Regions from separate parts of the Mus musculus genome. Here region 1 is linked to region 2. A link is a contact called in ENCODE Hi-C or POLR2A ChIA-PET data. All regions are on one chromosome and are shown on one strand. Each heading gives the region's core, a stretch centred on a gene start or an enhancer-like site at or near the end of the contact. The rest is flanking DNA. Distances are from core to core; before and after follow the strand shown.

Evidence for each region. A loop is a pair of places that touch in the nucleus more often than their neighbours do. ChIA-PET counts read pairs that join two places held with the same protein, here RNA polymerase II (POLR2A).
Region 1: a map of heart shows a loop between it and region 2 (3-fold over the local background). The contact joins the promoter of H2bc21 here to the promoter of BC028528 in region 2. A Hi-C loop is called at or near these places in 1 of 37 maps with a recorded cell type or tissue (heart). POLR2A ChIA-PET finds 5 or more read pairs at or near these places in 2 of 5 experiments (Patski and embryonic stem cell).

Annotation. Positions count from the first base shown.
Region 1 is chr3:96,219,329-96,223,712 of GRCm38, forward strand. H2bc21 (H2B clustered histone 21) reads left to right here and starts at 1,744. Exons shown (of 1, transcript NM_178214.4): 1 at 1,744-4,384. The coding sequence starts at 1,838. The coding sequence ends at 2,218. It overlaps H2ac21 (H2A clustered histone 21), which reads left to right and starts at 557. Exons shown (of 1, transcript NM_178213.5): 1 at 557-1,026. The coding sequence starts at 588. The coding sequence ends at 980. It overlaps H2ac20 (H2A clustered histone 20), which reads right to left and starts at 1,552. Exons shown (of 1, transcript NM_175662.2): 1 at 1,085-1,552. The coding sequence starts at 1,516. The coding sequence ends at 1,127.
Region 2 is chr3:95,889,610-95,893,689 of GRCm38, forward strand. It overlaps BC028528 (cDNA sequence BC028528), which reads right to left and starts at 2,346. Exons shown (of 6, transcript NM_153513.4): 1 at 2,276-2,346; 2 at 114-200. The coding sequence starts at 2,321.

The DNA.
Region 1 (4,384 bases), core at 494-2,993, 330 kb after region 2:
ACCTCCTAGAGGTCAAAGACGATGGATACAATGTCATCTAGCCCTTGGTCAAACGACCCAGGGGCAAAGATGGGGAGCCACTGTCAAGGGTAAGGAAGCGAAGCAACTTTCCTAATTCCTTTACGGAGCCTGCTTGTGTGAGACATGGAGAGTAATTTAAAGCTCCGGGGTGGGGGTGGGGACAGAGCAAAATCCCATACTTCAAGGGGAGTGTTTCGAGTTTTGTGCTCTTGGTTGTTTGTTTAGATTTTTCAGCTCTAAACTGGGCAAACAAAACAAACCTCTATAAATTACCACAATAAACAGCTCCGCGAAATTCTTCTGCCCTTAAAATCCTACGATGTAAGTGAGGGCCTTTAAATGTGGCTCTCATCGATTGGTAAATTCCTTTTTCAAAAAATTCGTCATTTCCTGTACTGCAGGATGTAAACCACCGAGTCTAGCTTCTGCTTTCCCATTGGCTGTTGGAGACAGCTCCATTTTAAGCCAATCAAGCTACTTTTCCTTCACCCCTCCCGATAGATCTTATAAATTCACCTTTCCATATCCTTCCCTTGGAAAAAGCAGCAGAAATTGCTTATTCCGCCATGTCTGGCCGTGGCAAACAAGGAGGCAAGGCCCGCGCCAAGGCGAAGTCGCGGTCGTCCCGCGCCGGGCTGCAGTTCCCGGTGGGGCGTGTGCACCGGCTGCTGCGCAAGGGCAACTACGCGGAGCGCGTGGGCGCCGGCGCGCCGGTGTACATGGCGGCGGTGCTGGAGTACCTAACGGCCGAGATCCTGGAGCTGGCGGGCAACGCGGCCCGCGACAACAAGAAGACGCGCATCATCCCGCGCCATCTGCAACTAGCTGTGAGGAACGATGAGGAGCTCAACAAGTTACTAGGGGGAGTCACCATCGCCCAGGGCGGGGTCCTCCCCAATATTCAGGCTGTCTTACTTCCGAAGAAAACGGAAAGTCATAAGCCTGGAAAGAACAAATAACTATTATCCCTTTCCACACAAAAAGGCTCTTTTAAGAGCCACCAAAGTGTCATCCAAAGGGCTGGTCACAAACTGGCGCGTTAGCTAGCTCCTTTGTAAAAGATTTGGTGGCTCTAAAAAGAGCCTTTTTGGATTCGTGTTGAGTTTCACTTGCTCTTAGCCTTGTGGCTCTCGGTCTTCTTGGGCAGCAGCACGGCCTGGATGTTGGGCAGGACGCCGCCCTGTGCGATCGTCACTTTGCCCAGCAGCTTGTTGAGCTCCTCGTCGTTGCGGATGGCCAGCTGCAGATGGCGCGGGATGATGCGCGTCTTCTTGTTGTCGCGGGCCGCGTTGCCCGCCAGCTCCAGGATCTCGGCCGTTAGGTACTCCAGCACCGCCGCCATGTATACCGGCGCGCCGGCGCCCACGCGCTCCGCGTAGTTGCCCTTGCGCAGCAGCCGGTGCACACGCCCCACCGGGAACTGTAGCCCGGCCCGGGAAGACCGCGACTTGGCCTTGGCGCGGGCCTTGCCTCCCTGTTTGCCACGGCCAGACATAACTTAGAGTATAATGTAGGACACACCGAGGTGACAACTTCTGTAAAGCTAGGTTGATTCGTCTCTAAGGCCTTTATAGGCGCTCCTAGGGGTGGGGTGAGGAGGGAGCTTTTCATTGGTGGTTATTTGGCCCCTGAGAAGTCCAATGAAATCTGAAATTTTAGGCTTGTACTGAAAACGCAAGTTTCGCGTATGGGCCAATGGAAATTAAAAGTACTTTGAGACCTAATTTGCATAAGGCGTTCATAAAGGGCTCAAGTCCTCCGGGTCCCTGGTTGATTTTCTACTTACTAGACTGTTTTCCACTGTTTGCTTTTAATCATGCCTGAACTGGCCAAATCTGCCCCGGCTCCCAAGAAGGGTTCCAAGAAGGCTGTCACCAAGGCGCAAAAGAAAGATGGCAAGAAGCGCAAGCGCAGCCGCAAGGAGAGCTACTCCATCTATGTGTACAAAGTGCTGAAGCAGGTGCACCCGGACACCGGCATCTCGTCCAAGGCCATGGGCATCATGAACTCGTTTGTCAATGACATCTTTGAGCGCATAGCAAACGAGGCTTCTCGCCTGGCGCATTACAACAAGCGGTCTACAATCACATCGCGGGAGATCCAGACGTCGGTGCGCCTTCTACTGCCCGGAGAACTGGCCAAGCACGCCGTGTCGGAGGGCACCAAGGCCGTCACCAAGTACACCAGCGCCAAGTAGAGGCCTCCCTGGATGAGGCGCTCGCTGGCCCCTTTGATCTTTTAAAGTCTCTTTTAGTGAGTCACCCGCTCAAATCAGAAGAGAGCTTTGCCACTTGCATTAGTTTCTAGTTCCTATTCCAAAGTTACTCCAAGGGTCTTGAAAAGGGTACACTTCAGAAGTTTTAAGCCTTTGTGGTTTTGAGTTCCCCTGTGGGTATCTGTTTGCAGTTTGCTGCACCCTACTTAGCTTCTTGGAGTTCTTTTTAGACTAGGATAATGGAGGTGGGTCTCTGGGCCCGGTTTCCGTGTTCTAGGCTTTTGGGGTACCATTTACTTGTCGACTTAAAGTGAGATGGTTTCCTTACCCTGGCGAATAGAGGGCTCCAGGACACAGCTAAGACTGTGTCGGCGAATGCTGGGTACCAGCCATCTACAACTGAAACCGCTCTGTCCCTTTACTTGTGTCCTGGGCACCAGCGGTTACGGGGTACTTAGGGTGGTGTCCCTCTAATTTACTGATTTACAAACACGAATGTTCCACGTTGCTGCCGATTTGGTAGAAGTCGGTTATGGTTCTCTATCAGGCTTTAAAATCCCTGTTCGAGGCTTGCTTGGTTTGTTTTGTTCTGTTTTTGTTTTTCCTTTTAATTCTTTGCTTTAACCTCTGCAGTGCCAGATTACCGCAGGCTACTGCTGCTTCTCTGGGCTCATGAAGCGATCTTTCGAATCCACACACGCAGGAATTAGCTTTTTCCCTCCTGTCGTGTCTCCAGGAGAAGTTGTCTCAAGTTCCCTTTGCTTTCTTATTTACACTGTTGCTGATCAAGCTGGGTCTGACAGTTTTATACCTCCAGAGCCCACCAGTGCCTCAACCACAGCAGATGCTACTTTTAAAATTACTTATTGAATTCATTTTTATACCACTGCTTTTTTTAAAATATATTTTTATTAGGTATTTTCATTTACATTTCAAAAGCTATCCCAAAGTCCCCCTTACCCTCCCCACAACACTCCCCTACCCACCCATTCTTGGCCCTGGTGTTCCCTTGTACTGAGGCATATAAAGTTTGCAAGACCAAGGGGCCTATATCACTGCTTTTTAAAATTACTTATTGAATTAATTTTTATATTAAGGCGGGGGTGGCAGAGGCCTTGTCCATTTGATGTATGTGAAGACACGTTGGAAAGGAAATGTTTTGGGGATTTTTTTCCCAAATTTGTCTTTAGTTATCGTTACTGTGGTAGCTGTTCTTGGTTCTTAGCCCAAGCAGCTGGGTGCACCTGTGAGGGATTTATTTTTTCTTAGTTCCATAATTTGAAATGAGAAGAACCATTTTTAATCTGGTTCTTTCCCACCTTTAATCTGGGCCACGCCAGCTGGCAGCTTCTATTAAGGACATGGAAGAAGGAAGCTTGTTCTTTGCCTGCTTGCTGGAGATGGCAAGTCTGTTCCTGAACTGGCATTAGAGCCCTACTTACTTGGGATTCTGCCATACACTGAAGACCGGCTGAGACACCCAGCCTTGTGGACTGAACAACTACTGGATTATTGGACCTTCCGTTGGGTGACAGCCATTGAACCCCAGCCATTGAACTCCAGTAAGCCATGTGTTTGTGTTCGAGTGTGTGTGTGTGTTTACTAGGGACTGGCCGTAATAGTTCCCTTAATTTTGACAATTTAGAGGAAGCTCTTGGGTTTGTATTAAATGGAGCATTGGCCTTTGGGAGAGAGACATTTTACTGCCACCATCCCCATTCTTAATTTTTCTATCCTCTACTAAGATGAACTTCCAATTTACAATTGTCCCAATCATTTACATTTCAGAGGGTCTACAGGATAGGTAGGTTATGGAGCGAATAGTGAAGGTAGTAGAAGCTAAATAGGGAGGTCCGTAGGCCAACCCCTGCACCAATACCATCCACTCTTGTCTCCTACCTGAAGACAACGGCCTTGGTTTTCTTTTGTGGGGAGTGTAGCATACTGAGTTTTTCCTTTGAAGTCTTGATTTTGTTGGTGAAGATTCTTGATGGTCTGATTGCTTTCTCAATTCTGCTTTGTGGTAAGGGTTATTGGAGCTGATTGCAGGAGCTTTGTGGATCCAAAAGAGAGTTCCAAACATTGTCATAGATCGAATAAATCCATTCACTGCATGTGCATTTTCAAGTGGGTAGACACTGTTATTAT
Region 2 (4,080 bases), core at 1,096-3,595:
ACCAAGAGTCTTGAAAGTTTTGTTATTGTTCTTTTGCAAAATGAAGGACAATCTTGGAACTAAGTGGTCCCCAAATCTACCCCACTAAGAATCAGAGCCTTTCACATACGCACCATAATTAGGGGTCACTGTGTAATAATAATATGCCACTTGATAGTAATCACCCTCTTCCAGCTGCTCTTCATGGTCGTATTCCTGTCCTGCAAGGCACAAGAGTTACAGGTCAGAGCATCTGGAACCCCTTAGCAACAGCACACATGTTGTTGATCACAGAGCTCTCCCAGCTTCTTTCTGCTTCCTCTCCAGAGGTCTCTCCCTGCCTCTGTACATCTATGTTGGCCCAAGTTTCCTGGCATCTAGCTGCGGTGAGGACAGTATTCTGTTTTCAGTGCAGAACTCCCAGGACAGAAAGCAGATTCTTTCACATCCTCTAAGCCCCAAGGGAGATATATGTAAAGCCTTTAAAAGTGGAAGACAGCCGGGCGGTGGTGGCGCATGCCTTTAATCCCAGCACTTGGGAGGCAGAGGCAGGCAGATTTCTGAGTTTGAGGCCAGTCTGGTCTACAAAGTGAGTTCCAGGACACAGAGAACCCCTGTCTCAAAAAACAAAAACAAAACAAAACAAAAAACAAACAACAAAAAAAGTGGAAGACAGAGCCCAAAAAAATTTAGAAAAGCTATATACATTCTATATGTTCCCAAATTTTCCTCATAAAAGACACTCAATGTTTTAGATTTGGTTTTACTTCCAGCTCCACTGCTAGCTAAGCAGAACTTTTCATAAGTCTGCTTCACACCCCCCAACCCCTTTTGAGACAGGGTCTCTCTATGTAGCCCTGGCTGTCCTGAAATTCACTGTATAGATCAGGCTGGCCTCCAGCTCACAGAAACCTGCTTCTGCCTTTGCCTGCCAAATGCCGGCATTAAAGGCATGCAGCACCACAGCTGGGCTCGTATCACCTTCCTTAAAAATAAGTCAGCTGGACCAGATGACCCATCGTAGCGTCTCTCCCCTTCCAAAACTAACACTGTGTGGCTTTGCTTACTGAATCCAGAATTCTAGGCCTTCTGCTAAACACATCCCTCCAACCCCAAACTAAGGACACAGGATTGAAAGGAAAGGAAAACAGTGACACACCTGGCTGAGAACAAAGAGGGGAAGGAGCCAAACTACTCTTGGGATCGTGTCCCTGAAGGCAGCCAGTTTTCTACTGGCCTAAGCCAACCTATACTGGCTTTTCTCTTCTTTTTTTTTTCTTTTTGTTTGAATCACTCTGTAGACCAGGCTGGCCTCGAACTCAGAAATCCGCCTGCCTCTGTCTCCCAAGTGCCGGGATTAAAGGGGTGTGCCACCATGCCAGGCTTCTTTTATTTTTTAAAAGACATTGTTTGCTATGTATCTGTAACCAATGTAGAAACCACCAAGTAAACCAAACTAGCCTAGAATTCACAGAGACCTTTCTGTTTCTGCCTCAGGAATGCTGGGATTAAAGGAGCGAGCCACCACACCAAGCTTGGTTTTGTTTTTTGGTACAGGGGTAATTGTTTGTTTGTTATTTATTTATTTGTTTTTGAGGCAGGGCTTTCTCTGTATAGTCCTGGCTGTCCTGGAACTGGATTTGTAGACCAGGATGGCCTCATACTCAAAGCTCTGCCTGCCTCTGCCTCCAGAGTGCTAGGACTAAAGGCGTGAGCCACCACACCCAGCTGAGGGCTTCTTATTCACCTGGGACTAGTCAGGAACTCACTAAGTAGTCAAGGATGACCTTGAATTTCTGACCCTTTCCCCTCTATGTCTCAAGCGCTGGGCATGTGCCATCCAGCTTGGCTCTCGCACCTATGTCTTTGCTAATAGGAGGTTTGTTTGTTTCCTTGTGCTTTGTGGAAAGGAGAGCCTCTGGCTTCGCTCACTGATGTTGCTCCCTTGACTTCCAAGCGCCCACTTCTTTCCTTTATGGCTCCTCACTCTCCTGCTCAGCTCTGTGGTGACAGGAACAGAAATCTGAGTTCAGTCTTGCCGAAGGAACTCTCTTTAGAGTCCCATCCTCCACCGGCCTGTGTCTTATTTGACAAGACTTCGCTTTGCTTTGCCTTTGGTTTCCTGGCTCCACCTTCCAGATCCCTGCTCTGCCCCCAACCCTGGACTCCAACAGCTGAGAAAAGCAGTACAGCTCCCCGCTGAAATGCCCGACGTACTGCTCTCTGTTTCCTTTTCTCTCATCCCATTTATAGCAAAAGACCTGGCACAAAAGGCCAGGGTCAGAAGGAGACTTACCCAGGATGAGTGGTGCAACAAGGAGGGCTATAAAGAGGACATCCATTCTGGGTTTTGCACTATCACTGTGTAAGTTAAAAGAGGAAATTGCTGTTTCCCACCACACTTACCCCGCCTCCCCTGCTGCTGTGAAGCTGGGAGGGCACTGGAGTGATTCTTCTCCCAGGGGACAGAACTCTCCGCCTACTCGCTCCGTAGATCTTTACATAGCTGCTGGACCTAGAGCCAACCCCCTTAACCCCCTTGTTGGATGCTAACTTGTTATTCCTGGAGAGCCCCTAGCCCTGGATTAGGTCCGCTCAGGACTCCCACTGCTGGGACCAAAGTTCACCCTCTCCTCTCCCCTCCTATGCTTCCTCCCTCTCAATGCTCCCCAAAATCCACCTTCCTTCTTGCAGGCCTTAAGTTACCATTGCTGTGCAGGGTTGCTCTCCACTCTGAGGGAAACATGATCTTTTTTATCATGTTTATCAGCCCCCGCCGGCTGTGCATCCCCTCCCCTCCCCATCCCCTCCCCTGCCAGCTGTGCATCCTTCCTATAACAACTGTACTCCCTATATCCATTGTTCTTGCATTTGTCTATTTTCCCTGGGCTCCTTCCCTTTCTCCAGCCCCTGCTCTTCTCCACTCCCTCACAGGTAGCCCTGGCTATGTCCTTGCACCACATGGTGGATCACAATCATCTGTAGCCGCAGTCCCGAGGGTTCTGATGTGCTCATCTGGCCTCCAAGAGCACCGAGCACATACATGTTGCACAGATATACATGACACAACCCCCTCCCACACACATAAAAATAGCTATTAGAACAAAAGAAAAGCTCCACAAGCCTCACATACCTAGTAAATACTTGCTAAGCATCTAAAATGAGTCCTTGAACACCGTGCAAGTGGCTGTGGGCTCATCATGCACAGATTGTTCCCCACAGCTGCTAACAGCTCACAGAGAAGAGTGGCCCAGACTCAGCCTGTTGAACACACATGGAATCCTGAACACTGGCCAAGATGTTCCCATCCTCCTAACCTTGGGGAACAATGTGTCTAGTGACCGCCAGACCCCCCCAACCCTCCACCCCCCCTACCCTCCCATCCCCCCCACCCCCCCACCTCCACTGATTCCCCTCCTAGTGACTTTTTGCAAAAACCTCCAGGAAGCCCGGTAATCTTTTAAATTTTTCTGTAGTTTGTTGTTGCTTTGTATGTACCCTCAAAAAACGATTTTTCTCATATATGATCAAAATGCTCAGATCCCATCATAGGATTCCTCTGTTCTGCAGACTCCTAAGGACCAACCCGTCCTCATACAAATGATGATTCCTGATAATATGAAATCTCTCTCCCCAGCCTGAGGAAAAGACACCACTCAAGTTTATTTTCCAGACTATAAATAAAGGAAGTATGACATCAAAGGAACCAAGCAGCTCGGCGTGGGGCGGGGGTGGAGGGGATGGGTGTAATTTCCTCTCAGTCCCATTGCTCTAGTTGCTTTGTGACTCCACGATTCCTTCCAAACATTTTCCTAATATTTCTCTCCCGGCTCCTCCTGCTTTTCTCATTCTGTCATTACAGAATACAAGTGGAGGCTTCATTTAAGACGTAATTCCTATACCAGGCTGCCCAAAGAGTTCCAACTTTTAAGCCTAACTTTGATCCCTCAGGATGCTTCTCTGGGTCATTTCCTCTAATTCAACTTAAGAACAATGTCCGTCCCTATCTTCCCACAACCTCTATCCTGTGCTCTTTTTTATTTGTCTCTAGAGTCAAACAGGATCTTCCTCCGACAAAGCTCCTCTAGTAATAGGTAGGGT